Regions from separate parts of the Homo sapiens genome. Here region 1 is linked to region 2. A link is an interaction called in ENCODE POLR2A ChIA-PET data of the cell type or tissue named here. Cell type or tissue: OCI-LY7. All regions are shown on one strand. Each heading gives the region's core, and the rest is flanking DNA. Links, peaks and the distances in the headings are about the cores only. Region 1 overlaps CORO2A (coronin 2A). Region 2 overlaps CORO2A (coronin 2A).

Region 1 (10,738 bases), core at 1,056-9,055, 50 kb before region 2:
GCACCACGGTGTTGGCCCAGGCTGGGGAATTGAGCCCACTGCAGACAGAGCCCCCTCCTGCCAACCTCCCTTTCACACCTGGCTGACCAGGTAGACCTGCCTGAGAAATCAGATACGAGCCTCCAGCAATGGTTTGGAGTCTAAGATTGCGGACAACAAGGGATGCAGTGGAGCAAAAGAACCCAGGCCTCTGAAGAAGGAGAGCTGACCCCGCTGCTGATATGCTCCTTAGGCAAGTCTTGACCCTTCTTTATGACTCAGTGTCCTCATCTGTAAAAGGGGAAGAATAATTCCTGCCTTAGTCATTGTAATGATCTTCACCCCAGCAACCACCTATTGATGTTTTTCTAATGCTTGGGGAGTGTGAATGCAGACAAGCTAGACCCATCACAGCCGTGAGGGCCCATGGCCTGGCAGGGGCACTACAGTTATCATAGGGAAGCCCAGGAGCTGTGGGGCCTCCAGGAGGGCACCTAACCCAGCCTGGGGTGGAAGTGGGGGGTCATGGAAGGCTCCCTAGAGGAGCTGATGCCTGAGCTGGGTTGTTAGTGTGATTTGGAGACGGCCAGACTATGAAGGGTAGAAAAATAAGGGAAGATATTGGGTCAGTCACTCCACTTCTCTAAGCGTCAGTTTCTTCATTTATAAAATGAGGATAATAAATACCTGTTCTGCCTAATGTATAAGCTTGTTGTAAGGCTCTAAATTGGATAAAAGTAAGGAGGCGCTTTATGAACTACAAAATGCCAGGCACCTACCTATTCATTATTCATTGTGATTTCTGGAGCCCCTAGGGGTTAGGGAAATATCAGGCCAGCATCTGGGGCTGGGAGAACTTTCAGTTGGTTTTGAAAGGGCTACAATCAAATCGGACAGAGACAGACAGCCGCCATTAACCACACACCCCTTGATTTAAGTGCTCTGGAGTATTTCTGTGCCTGGGTGTGGCTTTGTTTGGTGGGGTCCCCGAAGGCAGCCATGGCCCCATCACAGATCACAGCCCCACTCTGAGGATGAGGAGGAACAACGTCAGACCCAAAGCACTACGTCCCTGTAGAGGCCTGGGACCTGCCAGGGATAGGGATAGAGGACGGGAGCACTGTGGGGCCGCCATGAAGAAACCAGTCTGTTTAGAGAGAGGGCCACCATGTCACGGTAAGAGAAAGAGTAGTATGTGTGGAATGAGACTGTTTGGGTTTGGATATGAGAAAAGAATCTTTCCCTAGCATGCAGACATAGCAAAATATTCAGACAGACATCAAGCTAATTATCACTAGGTGGTAGAATTTTGTTTTCTTTGGTCTTTTCTACATTTAAAATGTTTTGGCTGGGCATGGTGGCTCCTCCTGGTAATCCCAGCACTTTGGGAAGCCAGGAGTTTGAGACCAGCCTGGGCAACAAAGTAAGACATTGCCTCTATTAAAAAAAAAAATAAAATAAAATAATTTTATACTTGATAGATAATTTATTTCTGTAAAGATTTTGGTGATATGTGTGCAGTCATTCCTAAATATTCAGCTTCCAGGACACCCAAGGATATCAAAATCTGTGGATATTCAAATCCCTGATATAAAATAGTATAGTGTTTACATGTAACCTACACACACCCTCCTGTATACTTTAAGTCATCTATAGATCACTTACAATGCCTAACACAATGTAAATGCTATGTAACTAGTTATTATACTGTATATACATATTTTTAAGACAGAGTCTTGCTGTGTCACCCAGGCTGGAGTGTAGTGGCACAATCTCAGCTCACTGCAAACTCCGCCTCCCGGGTTCAAGTGATTCTTGTGCCTCAGCCTCCCAAGTAGCTGGGATCACAGGCATGCACTACCACACCCAGCTAATTTTTTACATTTTTAGTAGAGATGGGGTTTCGCTATGTTGGCCAGGCTGGTCTCGAACTCTTGATCTCAAGTAATCTGCCCGCCTCAGCCTCCCAAAATACTGGGATTACAGGTGCAAGCCACCATGCCTGGCCCATTGTACTGTATTTTTAAATTTGTATTTTTTAATTGTTGTATTGTTATTTTTCCTTAATTTTTTCGAATATTTTCCATCTGAGGTTGGTTGAATCTACAGATGCAGGACCCACAGATACAGAGGGCCAACTATGTATGCAATACAAGTTATAATGATATTTAGATAATAAAATACTCAGGCCGGTCTGACATCAGCAGGCTGCAGGGATGAAGTCAGCACTCACAGCATAAGGACTTTGGTAAGGCCTGGATGACATCCCCAGTGCTGGCCTTCGGAACAGTTGGGAGCAGAGTCCAAGGATGGCTTGATGGAGTCACACTGGAGGAGATGTCTGTGGGGGTTTCTGAAGGTGGGAACTAGGACTCTTTTCTTGGGACAAAGACTTGGGGTTTTGGGTGGCTGCAAGCACAGTAGCATTGTGACCAAACTGTCCAACTGTGGAACCTACCACATCAGTAGCAACAGAGGGTTGGAGGCAGAGGTGAGGGTCCTGCTGAAGTTTGGGCCGCTTTCTGAGCAAGACTAGGACAGCTGAGACAGATCCAGAGGGGCGCCAGGCCGGGGAAGGGCCTGAGCCTTCAAATTCCGTGAAGCTCTGGAGATCCAGGGTGAATGCTAGGCCTCAATAGACCCTTGTCCCTTAACGATTTGTGTTCTTGGTCTTTGATCCCATCTCACAGGCGTTTCAGCCTCTTTGCAAGGGAAGTAAAGAATCTAAGCTACTGCGGTATTTCATTCAAGGCAGGGCTTATCTGTTGTGAGATGTACCCTTATTTTAGAATCCATTAAGAAAGAAAAAGCAACAGAAACTGTAAGTTGCATCCCAGTTTCAGAGATGTTAAAATGTAAAAAGCTGTCTTGGAATCATTTGACATGTGGCGGGTCCCCAATTAGACTCTTAGTGTGCATTCACTCATGGAATCTTCACCATCGCATTGTAGCTAGATAGTCTTGTCCTCTTTTTACAGATAAGGAGGCAGGAGCCCAGAGAGGTTGAGTAAATTTGCAAGGTCACGCAGCCAGCAAGAGGCAAAGCTGGGCTTTGAACCTGGTCTAATTAGATTCCACTTCTTTTTCCTCATCCAACCCCACAAAGAAAAGGCTCCTGAGTCCTGGCCCTTGGGAAGAACAGAATCTCCACAATGCCAGCTCAGAAATGCTCCAGTGGCCTGGTCATTAAAAGCCTGGTACTCTGAGTAATGGGGGTGGGGAGTGTGGAGGAGGGCTGGGGAGATAATGAACAGGAAGGAGCTTTGAGAGCTTGCTGGCAGGGTCACTAGCCTCATCCTTGTTGAAACCATTGCAGGAGTGGCTCGGCCTGTGTGGCCTGCCCTGGAGAAAGACTGTAGAGATATCTGCCCCACACAGATAATCCTGGAGCCTCACCCAGACTGACCCATTCATTCGCTCCCTAAAAAGTTATCTTTCAATGTAATTTTTTGACTAGGACCTTTGTTCACGATTGATTACTTTCTGTATGTAAAGCATTAGAGATACCAAGCACAGCAAAACAGACACAGGCCCGCCTTTGAGGGCTCACAGACCAAACGAGAGATGGACAGTAATCGTAGAGTCCCACAGAATCTGGAGGAGGAGAGAGGAGTGAAGGGCGTGCAGAGTAGAGAATGTGCTGAGTCCGGGGTCACTGCAAAAGGCTGCAGTCCAGGGCACAGATGGTGCCGGTCAAGGAAAGGAAGGTATTTGGAGATGAGATGGCTCTTTTAAGGAGGTGAAACTGAGTCTCAGAGAGGCCATAGGACTTGTCTGAGGTCACACAGCTTGGAAGTGACTCTCCTTGTATGGTTTTCTTTGTTGCGGGTTCCTTTCTTGAGTTTTCCTTTGGAGATGAAAACATGATGTGAGGGGAGCCATGGCCTGCGAGGGGATGGATGGGATGTTCTAAGGAAAGGACTTTGAGCTGAGATCTGAAAGATGAGTAGGGACTGAGCAGGCAAGGGTGGGGAGGGAGGCACGCTGCATAGGAGAAACAGCCTTGCCAAAGCCCTCCGGCTGGAGGAAACAGGACTTTGAAGAACTGAAAGCACCGTGATGTGTGCAGCTCAGATCCCTGGGCAAGGTGAGGCTGGGGAAGTAGAACAATGGCCGCCGAGGGGTCTGCTCACGTTTACATATTTCGGAAAGATCAAGGGCAAGATGGTTGGTGGCTGAGACTAAATGACCAAGTTTAACAGATGTTTGGAGCCAGGCACCGAGGCTCACGCCTATAATCCTAGCACTTTGGGAGACTGAGACATGAGGATTGCTTGAAGCCAGGAGTTCCAGACCAGCCTGGACAACATAGTGAGACCTCATCTCTTAAAAAAAAAAAAAAAAAAAAAAAGCAAGAGAGAGAGATGATTTGAAGGTGGGACAGGAGGCTGGGATTAGTGATGGATTGGCATTGGGTACAAGAAGAAGGAGGCCACGTGGGTGCCCGTGGGTTCTGGCTTTTCCGGCAGTGCCCTTCTCATGGCCTGACTTGCAGAGGGAGTCGCGCTGGGGGACACAAGCAACATGGGAGCAGCCTTCACCCCACTGGGGCCTCCTTCCCAGGGCTGGTTATTGTCCACCATTTTCCTCCCAACTGAGCTTAGATATCCAGGTTCACCCAGTGCTGGGGTTTGCCAGATGATGTGAAAAAAAAGTCAGTGGCGTGAGGGATTTTAGGGTGTTGATAAGAGTGAGCTGATGTCCCAGGTTACTGGGGACAAGAAATGGCCTTCCACAACATGCCCATGGAAATCACATGGCCCCCACACCATCCCTGGAGCTGGTCTTTCAGCAAAGGTGTTGCTGAGCATGGTGGTGGAGTTGGGGCATTGCTTGATGCATTGTGTCATCCTGGAGAGGGGTCTCTGGTTGTGGCTTCCAGGGCCCTCTACTCGAGCCTGAACCTGTTTTTACTGATCCATCATTGGGGACACTGGCAAAGGGCTGGTCACATGTGGCAGGTGACAGGAGGCTGGAGGTGGGGAGGGTGCGGTCAGGAGGGGTGCTTGAATTAGTGACTTTGGAAGCAGGTGGAGCATTTTCACCTAATGACAGAGTTCACTGTGCAGTCAAAAGAAGGGATGGTGCAGGTCAAGGAAAGGAGGGTATTTGGAGATGAGATGGTTCTTTTAAGGAGATGAAACTGAGGCTCAGAGAGGCCATGGGACTTGTCTGAGGTCACGTAGCTCAGAAGTGACTCTCCTTGTATGGTTTTCTGTGTTGCGGGTTCCTTTCTTGAGTTTTCCTTTGGAGATGAAAACGTGATGTGAGGGGAGCCATGGCCTGCGAGGGGATGGATGGGAATGCTTGCAGGAAGACTTCCTGGAAGAGGGAGCACTTCTCTAAGCTGAGCCTTGTAGCAGCCGGTCATACAGAGTGGTGGATAGGGCATTACTGGCAAAGGAAATGATGTAACCCAAGGACTGGAGAGGAGAAAACTTACTAGGCCTATATGGGATGCGATGAACGTAGGGTCTGGTTTGGCTCAGTATAAGAGGCAGAGTATAAGGTATTTGCCAGACGCCAAGGGCAGGGAGGTAGGTGCAGCCTGCCCTGTCAGGGAGGAGCGTTTTAGCACTGACGCACTGACGTTGTTTAGAATTGCAGGCACATTATGATCGTAAAATGTCAGACTTTGAGGCAGTTTTTTTTGCTTGCTGTTTTGTTTTGTTTTGTTTTGTTTGAGATGGAGTCTCACTCTGTCATCCAGGCTGGAGTGCAGTGGCGTGATCTCGGCTCACTGCAACCTCCGCCTCCCAGGTTCAAGAAATTCTCCTGCCTCAGCCTCTTGAGTAGCTGGGATTACAGGCACCTGCCACCGCACCTGGCTAATTTTTGTATTTTTAGTAGAGACGGGGTTTCACCATGTTGATCAGGCTGGTCTCAAACTCCTGACCTTGTGATCTACCTGCCTCGACCTCCCAAAGTGCTGGGATTACAGGCAAGAGCCACCGCGCCTGGCCTATTTTTAATTTCTCTGTTGAAAATGCACTTCCTGAGTGTCTGCGCCCGGCCGACTGCTCACCTCCCTCCTGCCCTCATCCCTGCCACTTCCCCTTCCCTGCTTGCCTCACATCCCTTCTTGATATACTCCTGGGCCACACCTTGGCTTTGAATCCCCAGCTGAGAAGCTATTGAAGGTTTTGGAATAGAGGATGCTGCCATCTACCAGTAGCCCAAGTGGGGTCTCAGCTTTAGAGAGGTGGGATCTGAGATGAGGACAGCCTGGAGGAGGCAGGAAGGACCTGGAAGATGGGGAGGATGAGAGATAGGAGCAGGATTGCAGGTCATTGCTTCATGAGACCCAGGACCCATGTCCACAGCTGCCCACCAACACGCCAGGCCCAGGCCAGCACAATGCTGGGCAGCAGGGTCTCCGCGTCCTGCAGGGTCACTGCTGTGGCTGGTAGGCAGAGGCAGAATCCTCATGCTCTAGCGGTCCCAGATCTCAGACACTCAAGTAGGACCTTCCAGAGCCTAGGGAAGGGTTTCTTCCCAGTCCGCAGATGTCAGCGAGACTTTACCGGCACTCAAACAGCAGCCCAAGAGCTGGTTTGATTCGTTCCATTTTACAGATGAGGAAACTGAGGCTTCAGAGTGAACCCAACCAAGAGGCACAGTAAAGTAAAAGGACCAGTAAAGTAAAAGGACCGGTAAAGAGCTAGACTGTGACCACTTTTAGCAGCCATTTGTAGCATCAAGGCCTAGAGATTTGCATTCTCTCCAGGATCTGCCACTGACCAGCCAGGTGACCCTGGACAAGTCACATCCCTTCTCAGGTTCTTGTTTCCTCACCTGCAAAGTGAAGGGTAGACTAGATCATTTCTGCCATCCTTTGAGCTTAAAAATTATCTCCGACTCTCTTCATCTTCTATCCCAATTGCCTCCAAAGTGATCTATGCAAGATGCACATTGGGGTGCAGGAAAAAATATCTAAACAAATAGAACAAAGAATTCAGCTTTAGTCACATTTGCCAGGTGGAGACACACTCGCCAGCTGGGGTGTCAGGCAGCCTCATGTGGTCCAGGAGTCTCCTGTCTCATGTGGTCCAGGAGTCTCCAGAGAGAAGGGGAAACACTCTGAGAAAGGGTAATGAGGACTCCCTTACTCTTTAGTCTGTTTTTGGCAAGTTATCCCAATTAATTAACCTGGTTTATTAATCCAGGTTAATCCAGACTAATTAATCCAGATTGGATTTACAAATTATATTCACCACTCTAAGCTAACTAGCGCTTACAGAATGGACACGTGGTTTTTAAAGATTCGTACTGAAAAATTGTGACTTGTTAGCAGTGCTTACTTACTATGCTAATAATGCTAGTACATGAAGACAAGGGAATGGAAGAGGTTGAGTGCTGGCCTGTAATCCCAGTACTTTGGGAGGCCAAGGCGAGAGGATCACTTGAGGCTAGGAGTTTGATACAAGCCTGGGCAACATAGCAAATCCCCGCCTCAAGGAAAAGTTTAATAATTAGCCGGGCATGGTGGCTCATGCCTGTGGTCCCAGCTACTCAGGAGGCTGAGGCAGGAGGATTGCTTGAGTCCAGGAGTTGGAGGCTACAATGAGCTATGATGGCACCACTGCACTCCAGCCTAGGCGACAGAGCGAGACTCTGTCTCTAAAAAAATGTTTTTAATAAAAATAAATTTAAAAAAGAAAAAAAGTGAGAGAATTAACACTGGGGTTTCTATTGCAGTCACTTCATCAGCTACAAGACCCAGGACAAAAACAGTGACAAGCTAATAAGTCTGACAAGTTTGTCAGCTCAAGTTTGTTTGTTTGTTTATGTTAGGGGACACTTTGAAATAGATATTTACAGTCACTCTGGTTAGTGATGAATCTCACTCTGTGTATACGTTTTGTCTTGCGAGGTTGATGATGATTACTTGTATATAATATAAGATAATGGGGTGTGAGCACAGTTTGTTTTTTTTTTTTCTTGTGGAAGGAGTGAATGATCAAAAAAGTTTGGAGATCACCTGAGGTCAGGAGTTCGAGACCAGCCAGGCCAACATGGTGAAACCCCATCACTATTAAAAATACAAAAAAATTTGCCGGGTGTGGTGGCACATGCCTGTAATCCCAGTTTCTCTGGAGACTGAAGCAGGAGAATCGCTTGAATCTGGGACACAGAGGTTGTGGTGAGCCAAGATTGTGCCACTGCACTCCAGCCTGGGTCTCCAGCAGAGCCAGACTCTGTCTCAAAAAAAAAAAAAAAAAAAAAAACAAAGTTTGGAGCCCATTGCTCTAACCTCCTGGTCTTTTCCTTGCTCCTGCTACCTCTAACACGCCACCACGTTTGTGATCAAGCGTTGCTCCAGTAGGGATTTCCCTATTTTTCTACCCATTCCCAAGGGGAGAGACCCCATGGGAATACCTCCATCCACAGAGCCCAGCACAGGGGCTATCTCCAGCTGGGGACTTGGAAAATGTGGGTGGAGTGAATGTGCTCCAGGTTTCCCCTCACATCGTGGGGGCTGCTGATGCTCTGCCGGCCTTTCTAGCAGAAAAGACCTAAGGTCTGCCATCATTCCCAGCCTAAAGCACTCTCTGGAGAAACACAGTTCACCTTTCAAAGGTGTGAGTCCAGGAGAGCCTAGATAAGGCCAATGACCCTTGAGCTCACAATTATAAGGCCTTTCTTTCCTAACCATCTTTGGAATTTGTCCCTCCACAAACGAGTTTCCACTATTACTTAGAGCAACACAGATAAGGAACAAAAATGTTTGGTACTGTATCCAGGTACAGGAAGACAGGACTCTGTTCTGTGTTTTAGCGTACTCTTTTGGACTGGGAGGCTGGAGACCTGGATCTTGTTCCTGGTTCTGCCCTGTGTGGGTGGCCTTTGGCGTGCTGACTCCATTTCCTCTTTCTGTACCCCACGATCTCTTGGGGTCTGGCTAGTGCTTTTGTTCTGAGATGTGACATCTGGGATCCTTTTGGGGACCTGCTCTGCTGAGGAGTTCTCAGCCCCCATCTGCAGAGTTCGAGTATAACCTGGAAGATGGGGAGAGCTTGGAGCACATGGGCAACCAAAATGGGGAGGACATGGGAAACCAAGTCACACAAGAAACCCCCACCCCCCAGTGGAGCCATCCCATGGTCCTGAGTTAAGAGGTCTTCAATCTCTGGAAGGCTGTCAAGGGGCAGAAACAATGGATGTGGCTGGCGGGGCTCCAGGAACAGGTAGGGCAGTGGGGAAAATTGTAGATTTCTGTTCAGTAGATGCGAGGAAGTCCACTGGTTGAGCACATCTTCCCCCAGCAGGGGTGAGCTCCCCATCACTAGACTGGTACGAGCCAAAACCATCAGACTGTTTACGTGGGGTGCTGGGGAAAGAAGGGCAGAATTCTGGGGTATTGTATTTGGTGCTTACCCCTAGATGTAATATGATTTGGGAGAGAATTAGTGGGTCTGGCTAAAAACTGAAGAATTAGAGCTTTAGATTCTAAATCAACACTCATGGGTTGATAAGGGGCACAAGGCTTTCTCTGCTTTCATTCGGTTCAGAGGGTTTTGGTGCCTCCCAGCACAGGTGACACCCCTCACCCCCCGCCGAATGTTTAGATCTTTTGATATTGCCGCTTTGAGGAAAAATAAAGGACCATGAACACTTTGTGCTTCTAGTTTAATCTGTAAGCCCTGCTCAAAGCCCATATTCATTTTTATTAAATGTTCATTTCAATCCATGAATACAGGTAAATAGCTTAGGACAGTGCCTGGCTCACAGTGAGTACTCAATAAAGGTTACCATTATTTACTTATTTTGAGTTTAGTTATTTAACAAATACTTACTTTGAGTTTACCATGTGCCAGGCTGGGTTCTAAGTGCTTGACAGATATTAACTCATTTATGGTTATCATCCCCATTTTATGGATGAGAAAACCCAAGGCCAAGAGAGGTAGATAACTGGCCCAATGTCTCCCAGCTGGTGTGTGGCAGGGCTGATGTCTGAGCCCGGCAGGCAGGTTCCCTACCATGTCAGTAGCCACTGTGCTGCTGCCTCTCCATGCGATTGTGTTGTGTAATAAATAAACCAGCCCCTCTGCATCCATTCTTCCTCAGAGCCTCCCTACAGCCTCTGGAAGGTGACAGGCAGGGATGCCCATGCCCATTTAATGGGTTGAGACACTGGAGCCCAGAGAGGGGCTTTCACAGCATCGCACAGCAAAAGGGGGCAGAGCCTACTGGAGCCGGGTCACTGGGCTTGGAATATCTATGTGCCCTCCCTGCACAGAGCAGGGCTCCCTGCTGAAGCCCAGTGGGAGTTGGTGCTAATTAGGGGGTCCCTGGTCCCTCAAGGGGCCCTTCCTTCACCAGGAGGAGGGAGGTTGGTGGGAAGAGCCACGACTCTGCCAGGGGCCTGGGGAAATATCGTCCAGGCATGTCCTGAAGCAGGGAGGCTCCTGGTGTCTGGGGAAATAGCAAGGCCTCCCCACCCTACCGAGCCCCTCTGCTGGGGCCCTGGCAGAGATGGCCCTGAATAGCCAGGAGTGAAAGGGGAAGCAGACAGGGAGGGCCATCCCGCACCCCACCCCCTGCTTTTGAAGTCACATCAGGGACCAACTCTAAGGTCAAGGGTCAGGAAGGGCTAAAAGAATAGGAGCTCTGTGGAAATCAACATGGAAGCAGAGATGTAGCTGCCAGGGAGTTCAGGAAAGCTGTGGGCTGATACCTAAGTGCTGTCATTTCTCTTTTCTTTATTATTTTTTTAATGATGGTGATATATACATAGCAAAGTTTACGATTTTAACCA
Region 2 (10,738 bases), core at 2,070-10,069:
CTTTGAAGGCTCCCATCAAGATCTTTATAAATCTCTTGCTAGCCTCATTGCCTGCCACTGCCCCTTCCCCGATGCCCCAGGGCAGGACGTGACTGTTGGGGGACTGAAGAAGGAAGGGGCTTTCCTCCCCGAAGCTATGCCCACAGTGAATTTATGGGGTGTTCCTCCCTGCCTTCAGGGCCTGGAGGGCACGGTTGCTCCTCTAGCAGTGGGGAGTCTTCTCTGCTTCAGTGTTGCGGGTGGTACCTTCATCTTCCAAACATACCTCTTCAGAGTGTGTCTTCCTCCCGGGGTTCTATGCAGTGACAGCCCTCATCAGACCGAAGTATCTGGAGCCTGTCACTACTCTCGTGGGGTTGGCTTCCTGGTTTTAAATCCAAGATGACCAGGAAATAAATATTTGCTGAATTGAAAGCAAAGTCGTCTACCTGAAAAACCTGTATACCTCTAAGGGAAACAGTGCATACAATCAACTAGGGGCCAGAGAACCTTGCAGGACCAATAAGGAAGATCAAGTCAGCAGCATCCCAGGATCACCTTGTACTCCATTTGTATACCTCTGTGACAGGGAGCTTACTCTCTGCCATGGCAGCCCCCTCCATCTTCAGACAACACTACTCTGGAAGGAAGTCCCAGCACCTCTTCTCAGGCCCTCACCATGAAATACAGGCCCATGACCCCATCCAGCCCAGCCTCCTGACCTTCAGAGTTTCCTCTTGCAGGCCATCCAGGGTGCACCTCCAAAGCAAGAAGTTTGTCCCTGCCCTGCTGCAGAGACCTCGCCGGCTCCCTAGTGCCTGAGGATGCAGCCTAAACCCTTCATCCTGGCATTTGAGGCTCTACCCTGGGTCTTTGGGACAAGAAGAACACTGTACTTTGGGGATATCCTAGCTTAGGAGACAGGCCTGAAACCCAGCCACCTGCCCACCACCTCAGGCCAGCAGGATGACAAAGATCTCTCAAGGGCAGATTTGGAGGCCTAGACTCATCCCTGGTCAGCGCTGGCCCCTGCTCAGGCTGGAGGAGCTTGGGGAAGCCCCTGTCTGTCTGAGGACCCTCAGCTGCCCCTCCACTGCCCCTCAATGCCCATAGCCACTGAGTGGGAGGTGGCTATGGAGAGAGCTCCCTTGGTCCTTCTGCTGGTCACTGCCAGATCTGTGGCTTAGGCTGGTGACGGTGCCAAGGTGCCCTGGCTAATGCTGCCTTGGGCCCTGTCTCCCCTGCCAGATTAAGATCTGGAGCATCCCCAAGCAGCTGCTGACCAGGAACCTCACGGCCTACAGGAAGGAACTCGTGGGCCACGCGCGCAGAGTAGGCCTGGTGGAGTGGCACCCCACGGCCGCCAACATCCTCTTCAGTGCTGGCTATGACTACAAGGTGAGTCTGGGTATTCTTTCTCTGGGGCAGCCCCAACAAGTTCCCACAAACTGGAATACAATGGAAATGTATTCTGTCACAGTTCTGGAGACCAGAAATCGAAAATCAAGGTGTTGGGAGAGCCAGCTCCCTCCAGATGCCCTAGGGAAGAATCCTTCCATGCCTCTCCCAGCTTCTGGTGGCTCCAGGCATCCTTGGCTATAGCTGCGTCACTCCAGGCTCTGTTTCTGTCTTCACACGGCCTTCTCTCTGTGTACCTGTCTTCCTTATAGGAAGAGGAGAGCAACTATCATTGGATTTAGGGCCCACCTAATCCATTATGATCTCATCTTAACTAATTTCAGCAGCGAAGACCCCATTTCCAAATAAGGTCACATTCTGAGGTTCCAGGTGGACATGAGTTTTGGGGGGAACCCTGTTCAACTCATTATAGCCTGCCCGGAGTGGATGGGATGGCACTGCCCAGAAAATCGTTCCCCCGACCCTGCTCCACTGACAATCAAGCATGCAGGCAGTAGGCCCTGTAGATTGGGACCCACAGTACAGGAGACCTCAATTCTATTCCGACTCAGTCTCTGACCTGCACTATAGCCTGGGAAAGTGCCTTGACTTCTCTAGGCCTCAGTTTCCCAATCTGTACACAAATGGAATTGGTGGCACCATAGCTATGGCCTTTCAGTTCTTTCCTTTTGACACTATAGGGGTTTACAGAGACACCTCGGGACCCTCTGTGTTGGATAAAAGGGAGGTGGGGGGCCGGACATGGTGGCTCACACCTGTAATCCCAACAGTTTGAGAGGCTGAGGTGGGAGGATCACTTGAGCCCAAGGATTTGAGACCAGCCAACATAGTGAGACCCCATCTCTACAAAAAAATAGAAAAAATTAGCCAGGTGTGGGAAAATGCGTCAAGTAGTCCCAGCTACTCAGGAGGCTGAGGTGGGAGGATCACTTGAGCCCAGGAGGTTGATGCTACAGTGAGCCATGATCATGCCACTGTACTGCAGCCTGGGCAATCCTGTCTCAAAAATAAATAACTAAAATTGTTGTGGGGAGCACTGAGGGAACCTGGGCCCTCGCTCTTCCGATCCACAGCGCTTTCTCATCTGTTTGTATGGGGTGTCTGCAGAGCTGCTGCGTGTATTTGTGCTGGTTGTTCTATACCCAACTTCAGGGGGCACTAGTCACGTCCTAGTCTATAGGAATGGATTGCCCTGGACCTCTGCATGCACAGCCTGTGCAGCTAAACATACAGCCCTGTTGATCTGTGGGAGGTGCAAACTGCTGCTAATAACTGAAACCGCCTGGATTAGCTGGTTCCCTGGGGTCCTCCCAGCATGGATGTTTTGTTGCTCAGAGGCAGGTGGCGTTTTCCTTTCACCACTAGACAGCCTGGCCCTGGGATTCCCCCTCCTGCCACAAGCAGCTTCAGCCTGCACATCATCCTCCCACTGAGGCTTCTTGGCCAGGCTGCCAGCTGCGCCACCCTCCCAGGGATACTGTGTTTCACTGCATCCTGGCCAGCATGTAACTATGAGGCCCAGGGGCAAGGTGGCCCCTGTGCTCAGAGCTGGCTCTCTGCCATGCAGGTGATGATCTGGAACCTGGATACAAAGGAGTCTGTCATCACAAGCCCCATGAGTACGATTAGCTGTCACCAAGATGTGATCCTCTCCATGTCCTTCAACACCAACGGCAGCCTGTTGGCCACCACCTGCAAAGACCGCAAGATTCGGGTTATTGACCCCCGAGCAGGGACCGTCCTCCAGGTCAGTTCTGGGCCAGGGGCTGGCTCAGGCTCAGAGGAGCAAGGAGCAGAGTGGGGACAGAGAGAGGCTTCAGAGAACAGGACAGTGATGCTGTCAGCGTCTGGGCTGCGCCTTCACAGGCAGCATCCCTGTCTGTCCTCTCGGGATTGCTGGAAGGTGGGATATGTCCTTTCCATTTTGCAGATGAGAAAACTGAGGCCCGTGAGAGATGAAATGACTCACCCCCATGGAGAGCTGGGATCTGAACCTGGTCTGACTCCAAAGCTTGTTGGCGTGCCTCAGCTCTGGCCAGGGGGTCAGGAGAGCCGACGATACCACTGTTTAGCCACTGTGCAGCCTTGGGCAAGCGCTTCCTGCTCTGAGCCTCTGTTTTCTCATTTGCAACAATGGGCTGTTAGTCCTTCCTCTCCAAGGATTAGATAAGACAGGCCAGGTGACAGTGCCCGCCCCTGTAGGGATGCCCAATACTCTTTCAGCAAGAACAGGGCGCTGGGCAGAAGTTTGTTTCTGTTCTTGCTCAGAAAAATAACTCTTAACAAAGATAGTGGGGAGAGACTCCATGTGGATGAGAGGGATCCAGGTGGTGCCCCTGGGAAGAATCTCCAGGCAGAGCTGGGGTGAGAAAGGGAGGCCTCCCAGGTGGAGCGGTGGCATAAGCAAAGCAGGGAGGCCAGAAACCCCAGCTGCCCCCGATCCTCTACTGTCTCTCCAATACCGACCGCACGTGTCCCTCCAGGAGGCCAGCTACAAAGGGCACCGGGCCAGCAAAGTGCTGTTTCTGGGGAACCTGAAGAAGCTGATGTCCACAGGCACATCCCGATGGAACAACCGGCAGGTGGCCTTGTGGGACCAGGTGAGGGCTGCACCCCACCCCTCACCATCACCCCTCAGCTGAGAGCCAGTGTCATTCATTCATGCATGCATTCATTTAGACACCCATTTATGACACACACATTTAGCGTAGACTGCCAGGTGCTGGGGATCCGGGGATGAATAGCAGGGAGATGCTGACAGCCCCGGGCGAGCCCAGACCCTGTGTATCTTGCCACCCAAGGAGGGAGATGGGTCAGGACCCAGGGGAGTCCGTTGGCTAGAGGAGGGGAGGTAGCTGAGTCTGGGACCAGGACTAGGAGGAAGGGAGAAGGAGAGGGCCATCTGGGCTGAGGGTGCACCTGGAGCAAATGAGGTACTAACGGGTATGGGGAGAAGGAGCTTTCATTGGGACAGCTGAGGGTGGAGCAGGGTAGGGTGAGGGCCAAGCTGGCGGTAGTATTTTGAGGGAGCATTTGACAGAGTTTCAAAGACTGGACAAATCACATTTTCTCTCTGAGTCTCCTTCTTCATCTATTAAAATAAATTTTAAAAAACAGGTAGGGGAAGATTGGAATGAGATCGGGTGTGTCAAAAGTGATTTGTTATGGCCAGGTATGGTGGTACACGCGTGTAATCCCAGCACTTCAGAAGGCCATGGCGGGAGGATCACTTGAGGCCACGAATTCGAGACCAGCCTGAGCTACACAGCAGGACCCCCATCTCTGCAAAAAATCAGCGGGGTGCAGTGGTGCATATCTATAATCCCAGCTATTTGGGAGACTGAGGCGAGAGGATCGCTTGAGCCCAAGAGTTTGAGACTGCAGTGAGCTATGATCGCACCACTGCACTCCAGCCTGGGTGACAGTTAGACCTTGTCTCAAAAAAAAAAAAAAAGTGATTTGTTAAGGGCAGAAAGCTGACAAAATAGGTGGCAGCAGCATTTTAGTGCCTTTAAGATGTCATCTCCACTAGAGAGTAGCCCACACATTGGAACTCAAGAACCAGGGACATCTTCCCCCCGCACACACATATAAAAAAATCACACTTTTTCTCTGACACACACACTCTCGCCCAGAGCACCATGGCAGCAATTCTTATCTCCGGGAGCACCACTGAGGGCCCCCAGGAGTGACCCAGGCCTTCCCTGCCTCCCCTTCCCCTGCAGGATAACCTCTCTGTGCCTCTGATGGAGGAGGACCTGGACGGCTCCTCGGGCGTGCTGTTTCCCTTCTATGACGCGGACACCAGCATGCTCTACGTGGTGGGGAAGGTCGGCTTGGCACGGGAGGGAGGTGACCTCCTGGACCCCTGAGACAGCGGCAGACAGCAGCCTGGGGCCATTGGGAACACAGGGCAGGGATGGGCAGGCCTCGCTGGCCACTCTTTCCCTGTGAGAAGGAACCCCTCCCACCCTCCTGGCTCCCTAGGAACACCTGGAGCCAGGGCTCTGGCTGGACACCTTGACCTTGTCTCTTCCCAACTCCAGGCCCAGATGTGGGGGGACCATTGGTGTTTCTCAGCAGGGGCACCTGCTAAACTGGGGGCAGAACAGGTCTCCACTGGGTAGGACTATCCCATGTCTGGCAGCCCTGGCCCCTGCCCACCAGTGCCAAGAACAGCATCTCTCCCCCTCCATCCAAGTCATTATGACAACCAGAAATGTTCCCCATGGTAAGACCTTCTGGATGACCTCTGAGGCCACCCCAGTTCTGACTTTTGCTGCTGCTCTCAGATAGGAGCGGGATTTGGACTTGTCTTCCCAGAGCTTCTGTCTTAGAGGAAAAAGGGTGGGCTTTGGGTCATGGTGGGGGAGGATTGAATATTAAAATAAGGGCCCAGGCCCAGCACAGTGGCTCATGCCTATAATTCCAGCACTTTGGGAGGCCAAGGTGGGAGAATCACTTGAGCCCAGGAGTTCAAGGCCAGCCTGGGCAGCATAGTGAGACCCCATGTCTACGAAAATGAAAAAATAAAAAATTAGCCAGGCGTGGTGGCACACACCTGTGGTCCCACCTACTCGGGAGGCTGAGGCGGGAAGATGGCTTGAGACCAGGAGGTTGCAATGAGCTGTGATTGCACTACTGCTCTCCAGCCTGGGCAATAAAGTGAGACCCTGTCTCAAAAAAATAAGATAAAATCTAAAATAAAATGAATATCCCCTCATCACCCTCCTGCCTTGATGACAGGGCCCCCAGTTTCCTGGTGTTCCCTTGAGTGAGATGGGTTTGCCGATCATCAAAAAAAGCCAGGTCTTTGCTGCATGGCTGGGTTGCTGATGAGCTGATGAGCTCCAGCTCTGAATCTCACCCTCCTCTTCCTTCTCCTCCTCCTCAGGGAGATGGCAACATCCGCTACTACGAGGTGAGCGCCGACAAGCCTCACCTGAGCTACCTGACTGAGTACCGCTCCTATAACCCACAGAAGGGGATCGGTAAGTGAGGGACACTGAAGTTCATGCCTGTAATCCCAGCACTTCGGGAGGCCGAGGTGGGAGAATCAGGGTCAGGGCTTCAGTGCGGGGTCTGGGGAGACAGGGATGAGTCAGATGGGAGGAGAGACAGCATAGCAACACTCTGACTTGGTGGGGGCTGTACTTGACGTGTGCAACAGCACAAAGGAGGAAGTCAGGGAAGGCTTCTCAGAGGAGGCAACATTGGAGGAACTGAAAGAGGAAGCAGAGCCCAGCAGGGGAGAGAGGGATGTGTTCTAGGTCAAGGTTAAGCAGTTACCACAAGAGCAGAGATGGAAAGGGCTGACCTAGAAGAGCCTCTAGGAAGCAGTCCTCAGTTCCTTTCTAAGTGTGCTTGAGGATTAAAAACACAGCTATATTTCTGTAATCTACAAGAAACCCACTTTAAACATAAAGACATGGCTAGATTAAAAGTAAGGGACTGGAGAAAGATGCACCCTGCTAACCCTACTCAAAAGGAATCTGGAGCGGTTTGATTAAGAGCATTTGGGTCACAGGAGCTGTGGGGATGGAGATGGGGAACCTTAAGCAGAGCAAACTGCCTATAAAAGTTCAGCTAATCCAGCACTTTGGGAGGCCAAAGCTGGAGGATCACTTGAGCCTAGGAATTCGAGCCTAGCCTGGGCAACAAAGTGAGACTCCTGTCTCTACAAATAAATAAAAAAATTGAGGTGCATACCTGTGGTCCCAGCTACTTGGGACGCTAAGGCAGGAGGATCGCTTGAGCCCAGGAGTGTGAGACTGCGGTGAGCTATGATTGTGCCACTGCACTCCAGCCTGGGCAACAGAGTGAGACCTTGTGTCAAAAAGAAAAAAATTCAGCTAAAATAATTTAAATCTTTGAAGGTGAAGAGTCTGATTAATTCAACTCCATTTCCCAACATAGGGCCCAGCCCAGTGTCGGTATTTGTCCCTGAGCTGTTTTCTGGGAGGAGACTGGTCTCTGTTCAGGTCCAGGTGTGCAGCCTGGCTTTGGCCCTAACACTGTGGCCCCAGCCTAGCCAGAACCTCTTGGCCCTCCCTGTCTGCCTTCAGGTGTCATGCCAAAGAGAGGACTCGACGTGTCCTCCTGCGAGATCTTCCGCTTCTACAAGCTGATCACAACCAAAAGCCTCATCGAGCCCATCTCCATGATTGTGCCCCGGCGGGTAAGGGCAGTCGGGACCGCATGGGAGGCAGGTGGGGAACCTGTCCTGGAGAAGACAGACCCAGGGCTGTCGGGCACCAGAGCCTGGAGCCCACGTTCATGGGGCAGCCACAGAGCGGCCTTTCTCACAGCCAGTGTGACATCAGTGGGCGTCAGGAGTCCTGGGTCTCGGTCCACCTCTGTTCTTGAGCTGCTGCGTGACCTCGGGCAAGTCCCTTTGTTCTCTGGGCCTCAGTTTCCTCAATTCAGCAGGGGTTGGTGAGAGCCTGGACTCCCAGGTCTAAGGGCCTTTCCCATCTGAGCAGCCTACCCTACCACCCTCCTCACTGTCTGGATTTCTCCTGCAGTCAGAATCCTACCAAGAGGACATATACCCTCCAACAGCAGGGGCCCAGCCCTCCCTGACGGCCCAGGAGTGGCTCAGCGGGATGAATCGAGGTGAGGAAGGCAGAGAAGAGGCCCAGGCAAATGTGACAGGAACATGGCGTGCCCAGTGGCCCCAAGCAATTGAGAGGGGTTGGGCCTGGATTTTTCTTCTCTCATGACCTCAGAAGCCATGCCCTTGACCTTCAGTCCCCAGTGGGTAGCATGGTCACATACAGGTCCAGAAAGTCAGGGGGCTTGACCCAAGAGCTCAGAAAACTCCAACTCAAGGGACTTTGCCCCACGGAAAGCTTCTTTACACTCTGGGGCTATGTGGGGTGCCTGGACCACCTCAGCCAGACTCCCTGTCCCTGTTCCCCACCCCTACCTCTGCAATTCTTTTTTTTTTTTTTTTTTTTTTTTTTTTGAGACAGAGTCTCGCTTTGTTGCCCAGGCTGGAGTGCAGTGGTACAATCTCAGCTCACTGCAACCTCCACCCCACCCCCAGGTTCAAGTGATTCTCATGCCTCAGCCTCCTGAGTAGCTGGGACTACAGGCACGTGCCACCATGCCCAGCTAATTTTTCGTATTTTTAGTAGAGATGGGGGTTTTGCCATGTTGGCCAGGCTGGTCTCAAACTCTTGACCTCAAGTGATCCACCTGCCTCGGCCTCCCGAAGTGCTGGGATTACAGGTGCGAGCCACTGGGCCTGGCCTTTTGCAATTCTTCTTGACCCAAGAAGCCCTCCAGGCAGCAACCCCCACCCAGGTCCCTCTGCCCACTCTGCCTGTCCTGAGCCACTCTCCCGCTCCTGCCAACACGGGGGCCAGCCCAGCAGAAGCAGTCACCCCAGCTGCTCCCTCTCCCTTCCACCCCCACAAACTTCCTTCACCCCCACCCCAGTGGCTGAGCGGGCCTCCTGGTGTACTGGAAGAGCCTCTGCCTTGGGGGGCAGCGGACCAGGGCCGAGTCCTAGTTTTGGATAACCTTAAGTAGGTTTTGCTCCCTGGGCCTCAGTTTCCTCATCTGTAGCCATGATGCCAGCCTCCCCTGCTTTCTGGAGGTGGTGAGAGAACTAATGAACTTGGTAGATGGTGGGGTGCAGTGTGGGTGGGACTGTCCTTACAAAGCAAGGGCAAGGTCTCATGTGAGTTTGAAGTGTTTGGGGGCTGCTTCAGTGCACGCACCGTGCTGTTCCTACAAACCAAGCTTCACTCTGAGGGTGGCACACGTGGGTATTTGTATCTGTTAGCCCTGCTCTGTGGGTTTGGGCCTGTCCACAGGTAGCTGTATTTCCCACACATGTTGCATGGGTCTGCATGGCTCTGAGTGTCTCTGCATGCCTGCCTGTGTCATTGGTGCCCCATATGCCCATCTTCCCGTGGGCACCCCGTCCTCACATGGCTCTGCTTCCCTTCCAGACCCAATCCTGGTGTCCCTTAGGCCTGGCTCTGAGCTGCTGAGACCCCACCCACTGCCTGCAGAGAGACCTATCTTCAATTCCATGGCCCCAGCCTCACCCCGGCTCTTGAATCAGACAGAAAAGCTGGCTGCAGAAGATGGCTGGAGGTCTTCCTCCCTGTTGGAGGAGAAGATGCCAAGGTGGGCAGCAGAACACAGGCTGGAGGAGAAGAAAACCTGGCTGACAAATGGCTTTGACGTTTTCGAATGCCCCCCACCAAAGACAGAGAATGAGGTGTGAAGGAGGACGGGGTGGGCCTTTCACATGGGGCAGCTGGGGTGGAGGGGAACAGATCCAGGCTGAGAAGAAGGGAGAAAATGAGGCATGAGAAGAATAACCAGCTGTGTGGCCTGGCCTAGTCACTTGACTCATTTTGTTAATTCATTCAACAAACAGGCAGTGAGCTCCATCTTATGCCAAAATGATGGGCATACATAAAGATGGTGGGAGGCTGGGCACAGTGGCTCACTCTTGTAATCCCAGCACTTTGGGAGGCCAAGGCGGGCAGATCATGAGGTCAGGAGTTCAAGACCAGCATGGCCAACATAGTGAAACCCCATCTCTACTAAAAATACAAAAATTAGCCGGGTGTGGTGGCGTACACCTGTAGTCCCAGCTACTTGAGAGGTTGAGGCAGGAGAATGGCTTGAAATTGGGAGGTGGAGGTTGCAGTGAGCCAAGATCACACCACTGCACTCCAGCCTGGGCAACAGAGCAAGACTCCATCTTAAAAAAAAAAAAAAAAAAAGATGGTGGGGACCAGGTGACCAGGTGCAGTGGCTCACACCTGTAATCCCAGCACTTTGGTAGGCCAAGGCGGGTGGATCTCTTGAGGCCAGAAGTTTGAGACCAGCCTGGCCAACATGGCGAAACCCCGTCTCTACTAAAAATACAAAAATTAGCTGGGTATGGTGGTGCGTGCCTGTAGTCCCAGCTACTCTGGAGGCTGAGGCAGGAGAATTGCTTGAACCCAGGAGGCAGAGGCTGCAGTGAGCCAGGATCACACCACTGCGCTCCAGCCTGGGCAACAGAGTGAGACTCTGTCTCAAAAAAAAAAAAAAAAAAAAAAAAAATGGTGGGAAACCATCTGTAAAATGGAGAGGGTTTGACCTAGTGGGTATCAAAGTCTTTCCAGTTCTGACATTATAGGACTTTCTGTGCTTTCAAAGTCCACATTTGTTTAGTGCCTACTGTGTGGCAGATCCTGGGGTAGGCACTTTGATACAGCACGTGATTGAATTCTCTCAACAGCCCTGGAAGTCAGTCTGTAGTGGCTAAGAACACAGAGGCTGGCATCTCACAGATGGATTCTGATCCTGGCTCTGCTGAGTACTAATT

The links. ChIA-PET counts read pairs that join two places held together with the same protein. Peaks named below come from ENCODE experiments on the same cell type or tissue, not always from the same donor. Only the 100,000 strongest peaks of a DNase experiment are listed, where the experiment ranks them.
Region 1: POLR2A ChIA-PET joins it to region 2 with 18 read pairs; 16 of 35 experiments call an interaction of 5 or more read pairs at or near these places.

What each region holds. Positions count from the first base shown.
Region 1 is chr9:98,174,927-98,185,664 of GRCh38, reverse strand. The region is part of intron 1 of CORO2A (coronin 2A); the gene reads left to right. Among named protein-coding and RNA genes, the nearest start is that of CORO2A, 12 kb to the left of the region's middle. In OCI-LY7, for the core only: no CTCF peak of the experiment used is centred there; no DNase peak of the experiment used is centred there.
Region 2 is chr9:98,125,445-98,136,182 of GRCh38, reverse strand. CORO2A (coronin 2A) reads left to right here. Exons shown (of 12, transcript NM_052820.4): 4 at 1,228-1,377; 5 at 2,966-3,145; 6 at 3,882-3,998; 7 at 5,124-5,228; 8 at 6,293-6,389; 9 at 7,464-7,576; 10 at 7,923-8,013; 11 at 9,360-9,634. Among named protein-coding and RNA genes, the nearest start is that of TRIM14, 12 kb to the right of the region's middle. In OCI-LY7, for the core only: CTCF peaks have their summits at 2,484 and 2,688; DNase peaks (open chromatin) are centred at 2,752 and 6,642.